4 separate regions of the Homo sapiens genome follow, and regions 2, 3 and 4 are each linked to region 1. A link is an interaction called in ENCODE POLR2A ChIA-PET data of the cell type or tissue named here. Cell type or tissue: MCF 10A. All regions are shown on one strand.

Region 1 (5,000 bases):
GCCAGGATGTTCTTGATCTCTTGACCTCGTAATCCGCCCGCCTCAGCCTCCCAAAGTGCTGGGATTACAGGCGTGAGCCACTGTGCCCAGCCTAATTTTTTTTTTTTTTAAATAGAGATGAGATTTCACCATGTTACCCAGGCTGATCTCAAACTCCTGGGCTCACACGAGCCACCCACCTCAGCTTCCCAAAGTGCTGGGATTACAGGCATGAGCCACCGTGCCCAGCCCAAAAACTAGAGTTTTGAAATAACACTTTTAAAGTGCTGAAAGAAAAAAGAAAGTTTATATCCTGCAAAAATAGCTTTCAAAAACAAGGAGGAAATAAAGACGTTCTCAGATAAATGAAAGTTGAGATAATTAGTTATCAGCAGATGTGCACTACCAGAAATGCTACATATAGAATCCCCATCAGGCTGGAAACTTGGATCCACAGAAGAGAATAACAAGCACCTGAAATGGCAAATAAGCAGGTAAATATAAAATACTTTCCAGTCCTTTCATAATTTACTAAGAGACAACAGACTAAAGCAAAAGTAAGCATTTGGTAGATTGTCAGACATATCTTTTAAAATATGACAATCAGCTAAGTGGGGGGAGGTAAACGGAATATACTAAGTTTATTACATCAGTGACGTGTGGCCTGGGAAAAGGTACAATGTTGATTCTAAATAAACGCTGAAAGTTAAGGATGCATGTAGTTAGCCCTGGAACCACCACCATAAAAAAGGTGTGGTGGGGAGGGGCATGAATGGAAATCAAACAGCCACATGGTAGACAAAACCATATCAAAAATTACATTAAATGATCAAAAGTTAATATCACCAGTAATCTCAACATCACGCACTCCTTGATATGATGCACTGAGAAGGATACAATATCCACTCATGTGAGATTCTTGCCAGAACTGTATAAATACATTCTAATCATGAAAAAACATCAGACAAGCCCAAATTGAGGGAGGAACATCTTATAAATGTATCTGCAAAAATGTCAGCTGGGCACGGTAGATCACCCGAGGTCAGGAGCTCAAGGCCAGCCTGGCCAACATGGTGAAACCCAGTCTCTACTAAAAATAACAAAAATTAGCTTGGTGTGGTGGCGCACACCTGTAGTCCCAGCTACTCGGGAGGCCGAGGCAGGAGAATCGCTTGAATCCGGGAGGCGGAGGTTGCAGTGAGCCAAGATCACGCCACTGCACTTCTGCCTGGGCGACAGAGGGAGACTCTGTCTTGAAAAAAAAAAAAACAGTCAAGGTAATAAAAGACAAAAGTAACACTAAGGCATTGTCACACTGGAGGAGATTAAGAAGACATGATGATTAAATTTAATGTGAGATACTGGATTGAATTTGGGGCCAGAAAAAGACATTAGGGAAAAACTGATGAAATTGGATGAAGGTCTGTAAATTAATTAACAATACTGTAACAATGTTAATTTCCTGTTGTTGATCATTGTACTATGGTTATGTAAAATGTTAGCATAAGAAAAAACTAAGTTGGAGCGAGACTCCAACTCAAAATAATAATAATAATAATAATAAAGAAATAAAAATTAGCCAGGCATGGTGGCGTACACCTATAGTCCCAGCTGCTCAGAAGGCTGAGAGCAGAGGATCGCTTGAGGTCCAGAGTTTTGAGGCTGCAGTGAGCCATGACTGCACCAATGCACTATGGCCTGGGTGACAGAGCAAGATCCTGTCTCAAAAAAAAAAAAAAAAAAAAAAGAATGAACTACTGATACCTGCAACAACCTAGATAAATCCCACAGATATTATGCTGAGCAAAAGAAGCCAAATACCAAAAAGCTGAAAAATAAACCATAATTCTGGTATAAATCTATTCGTGTGAAATTCTAGAACAGACTAAAGTGATCTCGAATGACACAAATCAGGTCAGTGGGTGCCTGAGTTGGGGTGGTGGTGGGGTGTGGCTACAGGGAAGGGAGACAAGGAGATTTCTGCAAAAGCAGAAGTATCTTGATTGGGGTGGTGTTGCATGGGTGTGTATATTCGTCCAAATTTATTGACCTGTACACGTACAACGTGCGAATTTTACTGTATGTAAGTTATACTTCAATAAAGTTGATGAAGAAGAAAAAGTCAATAGTACCTCCACCATTCAGCTGTGGCAACACAGGGTGGGGAGTGGAGAAAGAAATACAGAGAGGGCAGAGTGTGTGAAGCTAATGAATTTCACACAGCGCATGAGGCTAATGAATTTCACACTATAAGACTTTCCCTAGCCCTCAACTGTGAAAGTAGGTTCATGGTAACTTCTCAGAAGTCTGTATGCCATATTGAATGAGAGAGATCAGCAGGACACCATCTCCCCACAGCATATTTTTTGAGGGCAGGTCTCCTAGGCTATTTTTTTTTTTTTTTTGAGACATACTCTTGCTCTGTCGTCCAGGCTGGAGTGCAATGGTGCGATCTCTGCTCACTGCAACCTCCACCTCCTGGGTTCGAATGATTCTCCTGCCTCAGTCTCCCAAGTAGCTGGGATTGCAGGCACCCGCCACCATGCCCGGCTAGGCTAATTTTTGTATTTTTAGTAGAGACAGGGTTTCACTATGTTGGCCAGGCTGGTCTCGAACTCCTGACCCCAGGTGATCCACCCACCTTGGCCTCTCAAAGTGCTAGGATTGCAAGTGTGAGCCACCATGCCCGGCCATGTCTCCTAGGCTTTTAAGCATAAAAGTAGGATGCTGCTTAAGACTTCAGCACATGGAGTGGGTAACAGTGAACTTCAAGAATCTCATTTGAAAGGAAATATTTTAAAGCTGTTTGGTAAGGTTTCGACCAGGATTCTTGATTTGGTTACTGTATAACATGCTGTATGTGTCGAAAATGCAATATTATTTAGGTCAGACTACTGTTAAATTGACATGTGTGTGTAGCTTATTAACGCCAGCATTAAGTATGAAAATAACACCACTTCATTCCTTCCTCCCAGACACAACCAAGCTTTTGATTCTGTCGGCAGAACCAGTCACTGGCAATTGCACAATAGCGCGTTTTGTGGTTGTTCAGAAGCATAATTAGAGCCAACATTTTCTGGTGCTTTCTAAGTGCAAGGCTCTGCATGCATTTATAACGTAAGTGCTTTCTATTCATTTCATGTCATCCTCACAACAGCTTTTTAAGATTTTAGCAGGTGAGGAAACTGAGGTCAAGCAAGTTTGGCTGACTTGCCTCAAGGTCACCTGTGTGTGCTGGTCACACTGCCATGAGGTTTTGGGGCGAGGGTTGAGCCAGCACCTGTTGCACTGCAGAACTTAATTTTTTGTTTTTTTTTTTTGAGACGGAGTCTCGCTCTGTCGCTAGGCCGGAGTGCACTGGCGCGATCTTGGCTCACTGCAACCTCCGCCTCCCGGGTTTCAGCGATTCTTCTGCCTCAGCCTCACAAGTAGCTGGGACTACAGGCACGCGCCACCACACCCAGCTAATTTTGTATTTTTAGTAGAGACGGGGTTTCACCATGTTAGCCAGAATGGTCTCGATCTCTTGACCTCCTGATCCGCCCACCTCGGCCTCCCAAAGTGCTGGGATTACAGGCGTGAAACACTGCGCCTGGCCAGAACTTGATTTTTTTAAAACACTGTACATAAGAGATTAGATTTACTCTTCATGATAAATATATTTGTGTTAATGTTAACAACATTTTACCCCATATTTTCCAGTGCCAAGGCAGTGAAACAGGAAAGCATAAAATGAAAAAAGAAAAAAAAAAGCTTGCATTCTACTTCTAGGATGTAACTTCTTTTTGATCCTTTGGGATACTATTTCATCTCACCAGACAAGTTTCTATAATTTCAAAGTCTCTCTCCTAGAAATAGACAAATAAGAAGACAAGTGCCAGGTATGAATCAACACTGAGTCACCTGGAGCTGTGCTTTGTCAGTGAATTTAAACAAGTCTTTGGGTCACAGTTCCCTTCTGCGTATCAGGTAGGAACAGCACTTCGTTGTTCTTACCGTTGGGTATAAAGCACTTCCCTACACGCCATGTCGCTTGACCCTAGCGGTTCTATGAGATAGGAAGGGGTTACACTGTGACTCCATGTACCAATGAGAAGAGGGAGACTGGCAGTGATGAGCACATTTGCTCAAGATTCTCAGCAATGCAAGGGCAGAAATCCTGGACTGCTGATTCCCAGGTGGCCACGAGCAGCCCAGCAGGCTCAAGCATCAGGGTCCAGGGTCCATGGGACGTCCAGTTTTTGCCTAGAATTTCCTCTCTCAATTTTAACATGGTTAATAGATGTTCAACTTGAAGGTGACAGGAAACAAATATTCTGTTTGGCAAAATACAAAAGTGCATTTCCAAGTGAACACCAAGTTAGGCACCAGGAAATGACAACAGGTCCCCTTAGTAAACAGTGATCAATTACCTTATTTCACCAAACCTAAGATGCTACTGATTCTAGAATGCACCATTATTTTGTACCACCAAGAAAGAAAAGTACTTGTCATCAAACTGTCATACAATATTGATTCTGAGATGCATTCTGACCTCAGATATGTTGAAATGCATCTTAATATCGATGAAACATGGTAATTATGGCTGGATTTCTTGAACCGGGGAGGATAACCTGTTTAGAAGTCACTAGCTCATTAACGTGTCAATATGGCTGAGCAGCAGCAACGCCGAGTGGTGGGATTATCAGTGAGGAGAGAGGAGCCCAGACAAGGAGGACATCACTCCTGCCATCCAGGAACCCACCTCTTGGTTGGGAGGACTGTCCAGGAAAAGTCCAAGAGCCTGGAGCTGCAGACCTCTCAACAGGTCTTCGGTAAAAGCAGCTGTCATGGAAGTGAATTCTCAGGTCTCCTTTGTCTCCTCAATCATCAAAATAAACCAAATTATAAAACACTCTGATCTTCTGCCTAAATTCCGACAAGGTATTTCAGAATCTAGGTGTCAATTTCTTGACACTTTTACTTTTTTTCAATGAAGTGTTAAAGTGGGACCTAACATTGACTAAGTACATGATACATGT
Region 2 (5,000 bases), 430 kb after region 1:
ACAGTAAGTGTGCAAGTGTTAGCTACTTTATTATTCAGCCATCCCTCGGTATCCATGGGTCCATGGGGGACTGGTTCCAAGACACACCTTGGATACCAAAATTAATGAAGGCTGAAGTCCCTGATATAAAATGATGTAGAATTTGCATATAACCTATGCACATCCTCCAGTATAGTTTAAATCATCTCTAGATTACTTGTAATACGTAATACAATGTAAATATTTACAATGTAAATAGTTGTCATACTGTATTGCTTAGGGAATAATGACATGGGAAAAAAGCCTGTACATGTTCAGCACAGACACAACATCCATTTTTTTACCCTGAAAATAAAAAACAGTTGGTTAAACACACAGATGCAAATCCACAGATATGGAGGGCCAACTGTATTTATTTTATTATTATGTTCTGAATTGAAATTTTAAGTTCATTAGAATATTGAACTAGATTTAGATACCTGAAATAAGTCTCTTAGTAATTTCAATTTACTAGATAAATACTTTCTATACATCTGTCCTAAAGAAAGTAACATTTGTGGCAAAATCACTCACTGGAGACTTAAAGATAATGTCTACATAAGGTAAAGCACTTTGCTCAAGAGTTTCAAATTCAAATAAACTCTAGGTGATAGGCCTAGAACAACTGCATATATTCTTGTACCTAGGAAGAAAAGAAGGCCGCCATTCATATAAACCAACAATAAAGGGTTGAGAAAGAAACAGGCTTTGAAATACCATCCACAGAGTGACAAAAGCAACAATAAAGTACCAGGTACAAGGCTTCCAGAACACGTGAAGGCTCACTGCACACAAAGTGACATGTGGGTCAAACTAGTGAACAGGAGTCAGTTAAAGAGCAGAGCAGGCTGGTTAGTGCTAGTAATGGGCAAAGCTGCCAACCATAGAGAATGAAAGGGTAAGCCACCCAGAAGCCATAGAGCTAGCAGGGTCCCACTGTGGGACCACTGCACACAAAGAGGTAAATCTTACGGCAAAGACCTCAGCCTGAAGACCAGCCGCTTTCTTTTTCAGCTCCTCCCATTGAGCCTCTTTCGAACTTAGTTCCTCCTTCAGTTGTTCTACCTGTCACGACATTATTATTCTTTTTCACTTATGTGTCAACTTAGGTCTTCTTCTTGTCTACTTTTGAGGCAGAATGGTAACTAGAAATAACAATAACTTATATAATACAATCAAATCTGTTCCCCTCATTCCCTCTTCAAAGAGCCATAGGTAGTTTCTAAGTTCACAGGTTTTTTCCCCCCACAGTGGACTGGAATGTGCTAATCAACAAATGAAAAACATAAACACAGAGATCATACGGCACTATGTCTTGTTCTCAAATCAGGGTGAAAAATCCAAACTAATAGAAAGTTGGTTATGTGAGGCCAGGCGCAGCAGCTCACACCTATGATTATATCCCAGCACCGTGGGAGGCCAAGGCAGGAGGATCACTTGAGGTCAGGAGTTCGAGACCTGCCTGGCCATCATAGTGAAACCCGTCTCTACTAAAACTACAAAAATTAACTGGGCATGGTGGTGGGCGCCTGTAATCCCAGCTACTCAGCAGACTGAAGCTTGAACCCTGGAGACGGAGGCTGCAGTGAACCGAGATCACGCCACTGCACTCCAGCCTGGTCGACAAAGCATACCTCCGACTCAAAAAAAAAGAAAAAGAAAAAAAAAAAAAGTTGGGTATGTGAGTTTTTAATTTCTAAAACTGAAATGAAAGTAGTAGAAATAATTAATAATAGAGTCTGGAGGTAGCAGAGGAATATTCTGTAGACTTATATGCCAGGTATGGGCACCATGGCAAGAAGCCAGAAACTGGAGGGGAAGTGATGTTATCATTCCTTCACACTACTGGGATGTTGCGGGTTTCATTTCTAAGAACCTGGAGAATACAACTGGGAAATAAAGGGGGAAAACACTTATTTTCTGGCTTAAACTTTATAATTACAATCATAATGTTTAATGAAACCACAACAAAACTGGTAAATTGATAATTGTGATAAACTAAATCCTCCAACTTGCCTAAATAGTTTACAGAATCAAACTAAATGACTTTGGATACAAGGAAGGAACATTGTGACTGATGATAAACACAGACTGATAGGTCTTGGTGGTATCAATCTTTGTCATATTACGCCTGAAGTGCACATGGGAAGCAATAAACCTGACAGCAAGTGGATCTTCCCCACAGGATAGGGCAAAGAAAGGGCTTTCCGTTACAGAACTGTATTTGGAGGGGAAACGTAACTTCATTTCACCCATTTCATTAAAAAGCCTCTTAGGGCTGGGCACGGTGGCTCACGTCTGTAATCCCAGCACTTTGGGAGATTGAAGTGGGTGGATCACCTGAGGTCAGGAGTTCAAGACCAGCCAGGCCAACAAGGTGAAACCCCATCTCTACAAAAAATACAAAAAATTAGCCAGGTGTGGTGGTACGCACCTGTAATCCCAGCTACTTGGGAGGCTGAGGCAGGAAAATCACTTGAACATGGAGGCAGAGGCTGCAGTGAGCTGAGATCACACCACTGCACTCCAGCCTGGGTGACAAGAGCGAAACTCCATCTCAAGCCTCTTAGGGTTTTGACTTTTTAAATAATTCACAAGAGGTAAAGAACCTGATGTTTCATATAGTGAGAAAAACTCATCTGGAAGTTTTTCGGAAGTACTAATAGATATGAAAACTTAAACCATGACAATACATATGTAGCCTCATACAGAGAATTGTCTTTATAAGTAAAAACTTGTAGTAACTATCTATGTCAGTAATTCTGACTTTAATTCTGGAGAAGTTTCATTTGAAAGAACTATGCTAAAAGTATTCTTCCCTGAAACCTGATAAAAGAGTGTAAAATACGGCTTTATCATCACTAGAGAAGTAAAAAATATGCATCAATTTTTCAAACTCCTTTTAAGAATCAAAAGTCTCACATGCCATTACCTTATTTTTCATAAATTTAGAATGGCTCCGATACACTTCCATTTGCTTCATTTCTTCTTCCCTTTCCTCAGTACTCAAAGCACCATTCGATTTCAGCATCTGAATTTCCTCTTCCAGGTCTCGAAGCCCACGCTCCATAGAGGAAATTTTTGAATCCTGAAGACAATGGAAGATTTAGTGATTGAAGTATTCACAAAAACCCAGAAAAGCTGAATAACATGATATTTAAAGAAGTTACATTTAATAAAGATAGACAAATATACAGAAAAAATGCTGTCTGGCAATTGGTGCCTTGCTTCCTTTTTTTGAGACAGAGTCTGTCGCCCAGGCTCTAGTGCAGTGACGCAATCTTAGCTCACTGCAACCTCTGCCTCTGGGTTCAAGCAGTTCTCCTGCCTCAGCCTCCCAAGTAGCTGGGATTACAAGTGTACGCTACCATGCCCAGCTAATTTTTGTATTTTTAGTAGAGACAGGGTTTTGCCATGTTGGCCAGGCTGGTCTCGAACTCCTGACCTCACGTGATACACCTGTCTTGGCCTCCAAAAGTGGTGGGCTTATGGGCGTGAGCCACCATGCCCAGCCAGTGCCTTCCTTCTAAAATACGTCCTTTACAGCCATTTGAGTGGGAGGAGAAGCACTCATATCCACAGTATGATTTTTCTTCTATGGCTGCCTCCAGCTCTGCACCCTTTAAATTAAAGTTGAAAATAATTACTAAATTACTGAAGAAGTAAATGCAATGAAAAACTGGTTAAAATTTCTTTGCATCAGAAATTACAAATTTCTGGTGAAAAAAATTTCCAATATTAATAGTAAAGCCTTTTCTAGTTCTAGTATTTTATCATTTTACTTGGTGACCCCTAAAAAACATATTATGCCCCAAAGGAGGGGAAAAAAGTAAGAGGGTTTCAAAGATTTATACAGTAACGTGTACAGCTATATGTGCAATAATAAAAATTACATAACATCCCACTGCAGAAAAATGGGGGAATAATTAAGTTATTTATCATGTTAGCAATCCTTATTGTCTGTACTTCATACATTTAAAATAATTCTTAATTTTTAAAAATCACTGTCCTTATAAACCATCATCTCTACCACAAATATCACCTTCCAACAGAACATTATTTCATATTCGATCTCTTGATTTTGTTTGTCGCAGTACCTAGTTTCTCCCCAGGCTACTTTACATGTCATGAATTACAGAAAGACTCCTACATGGAATGAATAGTTTTATGTATCTGTAGCTGCAGGTGCTTACTCACCAAAGAAATAGAGACCTTAAAGAGCATAAATTAAGTATAGCTTAGCTTTATTTCACTTGGAGTTTTAGATAAACCATTCCTTTGGAAGCTATTTTGAAATTAACTCCTTTTCTACTTTACCTCAATAATTTCTTGATTAAGTCTCCTTTATTCTCAGAGCATAAAGATGAGAGAGATTAAGGCTTTATATCGAGAAAACTACACCTAGCTATTTTCAGGTTCAAGGGAGGGGAGGAGAGGATGTATTCCTCTGTCTTGCTCATCACGTGACCTTTAAAAATATCACAATGAAAACTGTCTTTTATAAATTCATTCAAATTAAACTTAAAATGTACCTGTTCAAAATCCATTGTACTGAATTAATACAATCAGAGTCATTCTATACCTAAACCAGGATTTTTATTTACTCATGTGGAATGACTGACCCATAAAAAGTACTACTTCAATTGCACTACCTGAAAATTCACTTTTAAGATTGCTATAAAATTTCTCTGGAAATATCAGAACACAGCACCTTAAAAAAGACTAAAATACTAGGCATAAGCATATGACTAGCCTACAAATGAAAGAAAGTGAAAGTTAAAGGTAAGTTCTCCTCTGTCATCAGCCTGAGTGGTAATGAAACTGGACCAGCTGAAAGAGGGAAGTGTATCTCCAGCAGCACTGGGGCTCCACTCAAGACAATTTAGTCCCAGGTAAGAACTCCAACTCTGTACATCACATGGCAGCCGGAACCTGTACAGAGCCTCTAGAAAGTCTCTACAAGGCCCTTAAAAATATAATCT
Region 3 (5,000 bases), 530 kb after region 1:
TCAAAAATTCCAGAATCATTTTTCCCTAAGAAAAGCACTGAAGCCGGGCACGGTGGCTCACGCCTATAATCCCAATAATTTGGGAGGCCAAGGCAGGCAGATCACTTGAGGTCAGGAGTTTGAGACCAGCCTGGCTAACATGGTGAAGCCCCATCTCTACTAATAATACAAAACTTAGCCAGGCATGGTGGTACACGCCTGTAAACCCAGCTACTTGGGAGGCTGAGGCAGGAGAATTGCCTGAACCCAGGAGGCGGAGGTTGCAGTGAGCCGAGATCGAGATCGCACCACTGCACTCCAGCCTGGGTGACAGAGTGAAACAGTGTATCCAAAAAAATCAAAAAAAAAAAAAAAAAGAAAAGAAAAGCACTGATCCCAATGGTTATATACATACTGTGAGAGAAAAACAGCCCCAGTCTCGCCTCACCCCACAGAAATCCATTATACTCAGAAGTCTAAAAATAAAAATACTTCTACCCACAATGATTATATGTTAGCCTTTAATTCTCACTCTTCCCACAAATAGCTACGAGCATAACATGCAACTGCAGACAGCAATCTCTCACTCTCCTCATAGATTAGAAAAATAATAATAGCTCTTTATGAACTGAGTCTCCAAAGGAACACCAAATATCATTAAGACAAATGAAAGCAAAAAAATTCTTTAATAGCAACACAGCAGTTTACTTCAAACTAACTATAATGGACTAGGCTAACACAGATGTGCTATATTTGTAAGTTGAACCAGAAAATGTAATATACCACCCATTAGCTATTTAAATAATTATATGTGAAATTCTGACATAAATCTCAAAATCACTAGTCCAACCTGATGTAATATACCACCCATTAGCTATTTAAATAATTATATGTGAAATTCTGACATAAATCTCAAAATTACTAGTCCAACCTGATGTAATATACCACCCATTAGCTATTTAAATAATTATATGTGAAATTCTGACATAAATCTCAAAATTACTAGTCCAACCTGATGTAATATACCACCCATTAGCTATTTAAATATTATATGTGAAATTCTGACATAAATCTCAAAATTACTAGTCCAACCTGATGTAACCTGATGTAATATACCACCCATTAGCTATTTAAATAATTATATGTGAAATTCTCACATAAATCTCAAAATTACTAGTACAACCTGATGTAATGGGGTTATGCTCATCAACGAGTCAAATATTTTTAATACTGTATTTCAACATGTTTAAAGATCCTGTTCATTTTCTTAAAGGGTTATAAATATTACTAGGGACGAGAAATATGCTGCTATCCTAGGCTCCCTGTGAAAAGATGAACAATAAACCAAAAATTTAAAATCCCACTGAGGTACAATTTGGCACAATCTATCAAAATTTAAAATGTGCACATTGTTGAACTAGAAGTTTCACTTTAAAAAATATTCTCCATAAAATATATTTTCACAGGTTCAAGGACATAATGTGCAATGATATTCAATTATTGCATTGTTTGTACCAGCAAGGAGACCGCTTAAATTTCCAAAGAGATTAGTTGAATAAATTTATGTATCTCTCAACTACAAAAGACAATGCTGCTGTTTAAAAAAAATTTCTTTCAGGCAATCCTAATTTAAAAAAAAGAAAAGAAAAACAATGGCCAGGCATGGTGGCTCATACTTGTAATCCCAGCACTTTAAAAGGCTGAGGTGGGCAGATCACTTGAGGTCAGGAGTTCAAGACCAGCCTGGACAACATGGTGAATTCCTGTCTCTACCAAAATACAAAACTTACCTGGGCAAGGTGGTGTGTGCCTGTAGTACCAGTTACTCAGGTGAGAGGATTGCCTGAACTCCGGAGGCAGAGGTTGCAGTGAGCCAAGATCATGCCACTGCACTCCAGCCTGGGCAACAGAGCAAGACTGTCTCAAAAAAAAAAAAAGAAAGAAAAAGAGGCAGGGCACAGTAGGTCATGCCTGTAATCCCAACACTTTGGGAGGCCAAGGAGGGCAGATCACTTGAGATCAGGAGTTCGGGACCAGCCTAGCCAACATGGTGAAACCCCATCTCTACTAAAAATACAAAAATTAGCCAGGCATGGTGGCGCACACCTGTGATCCCAGCTACTTGGGAGGCTGAGGCAGGAGAATCACTTCAACCTGGGAGACGGAGGTTGCAGTGAGCTGAGATTGCACCACTGCACTCCAGCCTGGGTGACAGTGAGATTTCATTTCAAAAAAAGGAAAAAGAAACAAAAACAAAAAAAAATTAAGTAAATATCTATATCTAAGATATAGATCTGACATGCAAAAACATATTGTGAAGTGGGAAAAAAACCAGGTTACAGAAGAATGCTTACGAGGCAATCTCATTTGTGTACAAAGGATATATACACGTATGTTTGTATATACACAGAAATGATTTGTACGGTAAAAGCCTATTTCTGAAAGACCAGATGGAATCACCTTTTTCCTTACTTACATACTTTTCTTCTCTGTTCCATTTTCTTTTTATAGTGAGTGTGTATTACTTTACTTTTTTTGGCCTGGTGTGGTGGCTCAGGCCTGTAATCCCAACACTTTGAGAGGCCAAGATGGGTGGATCTCCTGAGCTCAGGAGTTCGAGACCAGCCTGGGCAACATGGTGAAACCCCGTCTCTACCAAAAATACCAACATTAGCCAGGCATGATGGCACACGCCTATGATCTCAGCTACTCAGGAGGCTGAGTCATAAGAATTGCTTGAACTCCAGAGGCAGAGGCTACAGTGAGCCAAGAACACACCACTGCATCCCAGCATGGGAAACAGAGTGAAACCCTGTCTCAAAAACAAACAAAAAAAAAAACTTACATTTTTTTAAGTCTCATTATAAACTACAGGTTTAAATAAAGACCTCCACAACCATTCGGCACTAATTTACACAGCAATTAATGGGCTAGGCATAGACAGATTGCTAATATCTCTGTAAGTAGCAGGAAGTTTAAAAAAAAAAAAAATCACCAGGCACATGGCTTATGCCTATAATCCCAACACTTCGGGAAGCCAAGGCGAAAGGATCACTTCAGATCAGCCTGGGCAACACGGCAAGACCTCGTCTCCACAAAAAACTTTTTTTTTAATTAGCCAGGTGTGGTGGCACACATCTTTAGCCCTAGCTACTTGGGAGGCTGTAGCAGTAAGACAGCTTGAGCCCAGGAGTTCAAGGCTGCAGCGACCTATGATCACATCACTATACTCCAGCCTGGGTGACAAAGGAAGACAGACAGACCCAAAGACAGACAGACAGAAAGACAGAAAGAAAATAAATCTACAAGTTAATGAAGGCACAGATTTCTCTGCCTCTACACTCAGCATGTAACTAAAATGTATTAAGTCTGCTAACACTACGCATCTAGTTGTATAACCTTAATCTGATTCTCCAATACTGACTAGAGACTAAAACTACACGACAGTGTGGCTAAAGCAGCACTGTTTCAGAGCATACCTATCTGAAAGGCCACCTCTGCTTGGAGCAGCAATGACACATCAATTGTAAACGAGCAATCTTAACACTTGTCAGTTACTATTTCGCCTTTTTTTAATGGAAGGGTAACTCAGTTTACAATCAAGTTAACTGCAGTTTTTAATAATTCTTATCAATTAATCAAGTTAATTATAAGTTCTCTCAAAGTTCTCATCATGACAAATATTTTGTCAAGCTAGATACTTAGAAATAAACACAAGGTTGTTAATCATAGTTGTTCTCCAGTTGTAACAGCAATCTGCGCCACTTAGTTGAAACAAGTCAAGTTCTAGGTTGTGTAGCCTTCCCCAACGACTCTAGTGCTCACTGATAACCTGATTTCATAAAATCCTAAAATATTAAATTGTTTGGACATAAAATTATGTTACCTTGCATTTTATACATCTCATACTACATCGTGATCAGCTCAACACAAAGTTCAACAAATTCTACCAGTGATTAAGCTGAACAAAGTAAAACAGATGTACCTGTTCACAAACGTCTATTCACAAGACTGAATAACAAAAATGTCTAAAAATCCAAAAATTTATAACTAATATGATAGTAAAACCAGACCTGGACTGGGTCAGTAATCCCAAAGTGTTTAATGAAGAAATTAGGGACCATTCCCAAAACATACTTGAAAAGTTAGCTTATATATAATATATGCATGTCATCTCTCTAAAAATCTGAAAAAAATTCTGAATTCTGGTCCAAAAGATCTTGGACGCAGACCTGAATTAATGGTTAAGATTAAATATCAGCCGGGAGCAGTGGCTCACGCCTGTAATCCCAACACTTCAGGAGGCCAAGGCAGGCAGACCACGAGGTCAGGAGATCGAGACCATCCTTGCCAACATGGTGAAACCCCGTCTCTACTAAAAATACAATTAGCTGGGCCTGTAGTCCCAGCTACTTGGGAGGCTGAGGCAGAAGAATAGCTTGAACCCAGGAGGTGGAGGTTGCAGGGAGCCAAGATCACGCCACAACACTCCAGCCTGTTGACAGAGCAAGACTCTGTCTCAAAAAAAAAAAAAAAAAAAAGATTAAATATCCACATCACTGTTGGTAAATACAGACATTTATAATCAGGAAGAGCTGCACAGGAATTTTAAGTCTGTGACTGTTTATTTCTTAAGCTAGGTGGTAGATACACAGATATTAATTACATCATTCTCTGTATCTTTTTGCATGTCTGAAGCATATCATAAGTTTAAAAGGGTTTAAGTGAAAAATTATAGGAACCCAGTAAGTATTTGTTTCTTCCCAAAAATAATAAAAGTATCTGAGAAGCAGCAAGTTTGAAAATGGTTACAGTAAGGGTCTTAAAAACATATCTTTTGATCCAGTAATTCTATGAACAGGAAAAACCAATCTACTCAAATGATCCAAAATGTAGAGAAAAGTTTATAAAGATACACCAGCTTTATTAGTACTCACTTCATTGAGAAATGTTTAAGTGAAATCTTTATGACTTAACATGAAGCCTACAAAAACCATTTACAAACCAATGTCTGCCATTTA
Region 4 (5,000 bases), 330 kb after region 1:
TGAGGGTGGGAAACTGGGGAAGAAGAGGTTTTGAAAAAGGTGGGCCAGATCAAGAGATCTGTTCTGAGTAAAACTAAATTTGATATTTAACTAAAGACATTGTGTAGGTAATAAGTAGAGTATTCTGGAGCACCTTGTATATTATTAATTTGGTAGCTATTGCTGTGTTTTTGATAATGAATGCCTTAGACTTGAAGAAGTCTGAGGCCAGGCATGGTGGCTCATGCCTGTAATTCCAGCACTTTGGGAGGCCAAGGCGGGTGGATCACCTGAGGTCAGTAGTTCAAGACCAGCCTGGCCAATATGGTGAAATCCTGTCTCCACTAAAAATATAAAAATTAGCCAGGCGTGGTGGTGCATGCCTGTAATCCCAGCTACTCAGGAGGCTGAGGCAGGAGAATTGCTTGAACCTGGGAGGCAGAGGTTGCAGTGAGCTGAGATGGCACCATTACCCTCCAGCCTGGGCGACAGAGTGAGACTCCATCTCAAAAAAAAGAAAAGTCTGAGAATATATATATATATGTGTGTGTGTGTGTGTGTGTGTATATATATATATATGAGAATAGGACTGAGAGTGGAGCCTTTTAGAGGTCTAGAGGAAAGTGGCAGAATCAGAAACACCACAAAAGGAATGACAGGTGAAAGAGGGAGAAAATAAGGAGACACTGGTATCAGAGATACCAGAAGAAAACAGTGTTTCAAGGAAGGAAATGTGTAGAATGATGCTGAAAGGTAAAGTTAAGATGGGGCCATGGAAGTGATTTCTGTATTTGGTAACATGGATATTTATGATAACTTGACAAGAGCAGTTTCGTAAGACTACTAAAAATAGGAGCCTGATTAAACAAACTTGAAGAAAGGTAAGGAAAGGCAGATAGCAACTACAGTCAATTTTTTAAATAAGATTTGCTGAGAAGGGAAGAGAGAAACAGGGTGGCAACTAGAATAAGACATCACATCAAGAGAACGATTTTTTTTAAGACATTAAGTGGAACTCTAAAGGCAGGTTAGTACACTTGTGAACAAGGAGAAAGCAAAAATTTGAAAGGAGGGAGAAGGATAATGAGGGAGAAGCATCTTTAGGTTGGGCAACTGGGATAGGATTAACAGAAAAGGCAGCAGAGGTGAATTCAGGAATAGTGGCACTATTCAGGCAAAGGCTCCAGGTATAGATGCAAGTAGGCTGGTAGATTTGATGAGGAGACAAACTGGGTAGCATCCAATTATTTTAATTTTCTCAAAGAAATATCAAGTGAAGCCAGAAACTTTGAGTGGAGGCGAAGGATTTGCAGATTTGATAAGAGAACAGAATGATACAGTCACCTCTGAGGATGGGAAATCAAATCTAATAGTCCTCTTAATTAGGACTGCCTGCAGAATTAGGAGCAATTTGAGATCTGTGGCCATAAATTCAATGTGAGACCAGTCTGCAAAGCTTTGTGACTCTTCTTGCCCGGTAACATAAAGCTGCTCAGGGCAGAGGCAGTGTAGGAAGACACTTGCTTTAAATCAGGATTGAGGTTTTGCAAGCAAGTGTGACAAAAGAGAAAAGCAAGTAAGTCAAGGGGATTTAGAAGGGAGTAATTATACTGCTGGACCATGAAATCTGACCCGGGTAAGGAAGGAAGTGTGAGGCCATACGAGGTTCAAAACAAACAAAAAAAAGTAGTAGGTTGTTGTTTCAAGGTCCTAATTAGATGCAATAATTGGAGTGGAGACGAGAGTAAGTGAACTGGGAAGACAGGAGGTGTTGGCCAGAGCTGAATTGTATCTTTCAGTGTCACCATTCCAAGGTGGAGAATTCTGACGGGTAACAATCTGTTCCACATTTAGAGGCAGGTTTACTCTACCCAGAACAGCTACACAATGCCCTAAATCAGAGAAATGACACTGTCTAGGAATGGCAGCAGGCTAGAGGAAAAGCAAAGCAGAGAACCCATTCTCACATACCACAGCACAATTTATAGAGCTGTTTTTCCAAAAGAGTCATTGTCCATTTCCCAAACTGTGTAAAGATAAGAATCTAGTACTGCTGGTACAGTCAGAATCAATTTATAAAGTCTGATAAAACAGACCAAGGATATGACACAATGCTATGACTGTACTGTGCCAAGAAATCTGAAGGTGTGGCTGAGAAATAGAAAACCAAAGAAAACCCTGCCTTAAAACGCAGGCTTGGCTTTTTGGATCTATGACAGAATAAATATATTGTCAACTTTTTTCACTGTTTAAAAAAAGGAGGAGAGGGAATACTTTTATGTTGTTCACTTCTGGATTTCTTGCTGATTAATTCATAATGACAGAGGAAAGCACGGAGCACTTTTATGGAGCAAAGCACCCATTTCTGTTAAGCATTATCATAATTTTTATCACTGTATCAAACAAGACATACAACCTTACACTTCTAAGTAAAATGTTCATAGTAAGAGAAATAAGTGTATATAACCTCTTCCTCTACCTCTATTATTTTCTCCCTTAATTGTATTATTATTCTGCAACACTCCCACTTCATTTAATTTTCCTCTCCCTTTCATGTTTCTTGTTTATATGCCTCAGGCCTCACAGGATCAACCAGGGATTCAACCCTTCTTGGTAGAAGTCAGACATATAGTGGTTGCTAGCCCCATGACTCTGGAAAAGTAACGTACTAGTCTGAATAGACAATATGGCCTTTTATTTCCTATTAACTTGTTTCACTCTTCCCAGCTGAAAAGTGTTTTTGTACATATCATTCCATTTACTCCCCCCGCCCCCCACCCCCCATCCCTCCTCCCCGACCCCACCAAGGCTATGTCAATGATGAAAGTTGTGAATGCTACAGTTGAATTACACTGCACCAATAGCATATGAAAATGCATATGCAGGAATAATATGCCATCCGTATTTCTCCACCTGGTGATTTCACAGGGCTCAGCTTAAAAACTAATTTAATTTGGACATTTCACTCTAACATGCATAATACAGAAGTAACAGCTGGAGGCTAACTGTGGGAAATCAAGGCATAAAATCATTAATAAAAGCAGATCTATTAAGTAAATGATAGTAACACCTTTTTCTGTGCAAATAAATATTAGTGATCAGAAAATCTCATATGTAGTTTTCTCAATAAATGTTAGTTAAAATAAAATAAAAATCATTAAATCAAATGGGTAGAATACTATTAATCGCTAAAATATCCCAGTGAGATGGGAGAGAAGAATAAAGTTACGAGTTTCTGATTTCATTATTAAAGGATGCGCCTAGAGGAAAAGAACGGAAAGAAGGAAGGAGAGGGGGAGACCAAAAAAAAGGTAACTTGTAAATCTGAAAATTTGGGGACAATTTATTTTCATACAAAAACATTTACATTCCATTTCCAAATAGTCTTTAACCAATAAGATTCTGGTTTTATGTAAAACATGACTTAATTTACAAAGATTCCATATGCACACAATTGAATTATAAAAGTTGTTTATATTCCCACACTTTTTGCTTTTTTTGGATTCACACTAATTACGTAATAAAATCCATATTCCCTTAATTAGCACTAAAGGTCTTTAACAATAACCTATATTTTTAATATTCCCTCATGCAGTAAGCATGAGGAAAAGATTCTTTTGTTTTTTTGCCTTTTCAGATGTCTTCATGTCCCTGCCCTTTCCCTTACCCTGTCTTTGCCGAGCATAAGAGCATACATGCACTCATTCTGCAAGAAGAAGCTTAAATGGCAGTATCTTGGCAAAGCTTTCCAGCACTCCCCTAAACAGAACTGATTCCTTCATCTCCATGAGCTAAAGGGTCTGTATCTAGATGATAGTATAATATAGTATAATTATAAAAGAAAATATTTTCTAGATCCACTGATAAATTGTAATACTGTAAAAAATGCAAATATTAGATCTAGAGTTCCCAAATTGAATGCAATTCAAACCAAAAGACATAGTGCAAAGTACCAGTATTAATTGAATATGCTGTTAAATTGCTGCTCACAGTGCACTCATGGTACTTATTACTATTGTCCAAGTTGTTTTGTTTTGAGCTGTAAGATGATCCAACTGTCTCAGAAATTTTGTCAAATTACTTTTTAAAAAAAGTTTGCTGCTTATAGTACATTATGACATCATTTGAACTCTGCTTGGATAAAAAGCAACAGTATGGATTAGGCCCACCACTGTTCTTTTCTCATTGGCCCATGACAATTATAACAGTAATACCTGAAGACAATGAGATGATATCCATAAATATAAATGAAACTACATAGGGTATTTCATTGTAAGACAGTCACCCAGGTGATCCAGAATATGTATATAAACTTTTTTATTGTCATTGAAATGAAAATACAAAATCATAAAATTAACATGGTAACTTGTAAATCTCAGAATATGTTCAAGGTCTCCCAAGGGATGTGAGGAGACTCCTAACAGGAATACAAATGGTAGAGTGGTTAAAAGCAAAAGTTTTAAGGGCTAAAGAGCTCTAGGTTAAATGCTGGTTCACTATTCATTATCTATATGATCTTTAGCCTCTCTAAGCTTCAGAGTGTTCTTATCTTTTTTATTTATGACATGGGAATAATGCCCATCTCTTATAGAACTGTGAGAAGTAAATAAAATAATGCATGGAAAATGCTTAGCGTAAGATTTGGCACACTGCAAGAGGTTACTAACATATCCTTTTTCTCCTCACCCCAAACATATGTGTGTGTGTGTGTGTGTGTGTGTGTGTGTGTGTGTATGTATACACACACGCATATTTATGTTTTATATGTTAATATATAAATTTAAATATCTAAATTTGCCCTTTCATTAAGATCCAAACAAACATGGAATATGCTTCTTCTTCACTCTTTGAGGGGAGGCCGGGAGGCGGGGAGTGGAGGGAAGGAGGATACTATTGAAGTTATGTGTTATATGTTTATATCTAACTCTAGCGCTATGCTAAATATAATACCATAATAACCCTTACAAGTACTTATTATATACCAAGGACCTTAATGTTTATCACAGCATATTTATCATCTT

The links. Peaks named below come from ENCODE experiments on the same cell type or tissue, not always from the same donor. Only the 100,000 strongest peaks of a DNase experiment are listed, where the experiment ranks them.
Region 2: POLR2A ChIA-PET joins it to region 1 with 5 read pairs; 5 of 35 experiments call an interaction of 5 or more read pairs at or near these places.
Region 3: POLR2A ChIA-PET joins it to region 1 with 5 read pairs; 2 of 35 experiments call an interaction of 5 or more read pairs at or near these places.
Region 4: POLR2A ChIA-PET joins it to region 1 with 5 read pairs; 1 of 35 experiments calls an interaction of 5 or more read pairs at or near these places.

Annotation. Positions count from the first base shown.
Region 1 is chr12:1,539,825-1,544,824 of GRCh38, reverse strand. No RefSeq gene overlaps it. Among named protein-coding and RNA genes, the nearest start is that of LINC00942, 42 kb to the right of the region's middle. In MCF 10A, no CTCF peak of the experiment used is centred here; DNase peaks (open chromatin) are centred at 3,014 and 3,884.
Region 2 is chr12:1,108,298-1,113,297 of GRCh38, reverse strand. It overlaps ERC1 (ELKS/RAB6-interacting/CAST family member 1), which reads right to left. Exons shown (of 19, transcript NM_178040.4): 5 at 2,951-3,106; 6 at 1,000-1,083. Among named protein-coding and RNA genes, the nearest start is that of ERC1, 120 kb to the right of the region's middle. In MCF 10A, no CTCF peak of the experiment used is centred here; no DNase peak of the experiment used is centred here.
Region 3 is chr12:1,011,992-1,016,991 of GRCh38, reverse strand. The region is part of intron 1 of ERC1 (ELKS/RAB6-interacting/CAST family member 1); the gene reads right to left. Among named protein-coding and RNA genes, the nearest start is that of ERC1, 23 kb to the right of the region's middle. In MCF 10A, no CTCF peak of the experiment used is centred here; a DNase peak (open chromatin) is centred at 2,701.
Region 4 is chr12:1,214,378-1,219,377 of GRCh38, reverse strand. All of the region lies in intron 12 of ERC1 (ELKS/RAB6-interacting/CAST family member 1), which reads right to left. Among named protein-coding and RNA genes, the nearest start is that of ERC1, 230 kb to the right of the region's middle. In MCF 10A, no CTCF peak of the experiment used is centred here; a DNase peak (open chromatin) is centred at 2,117.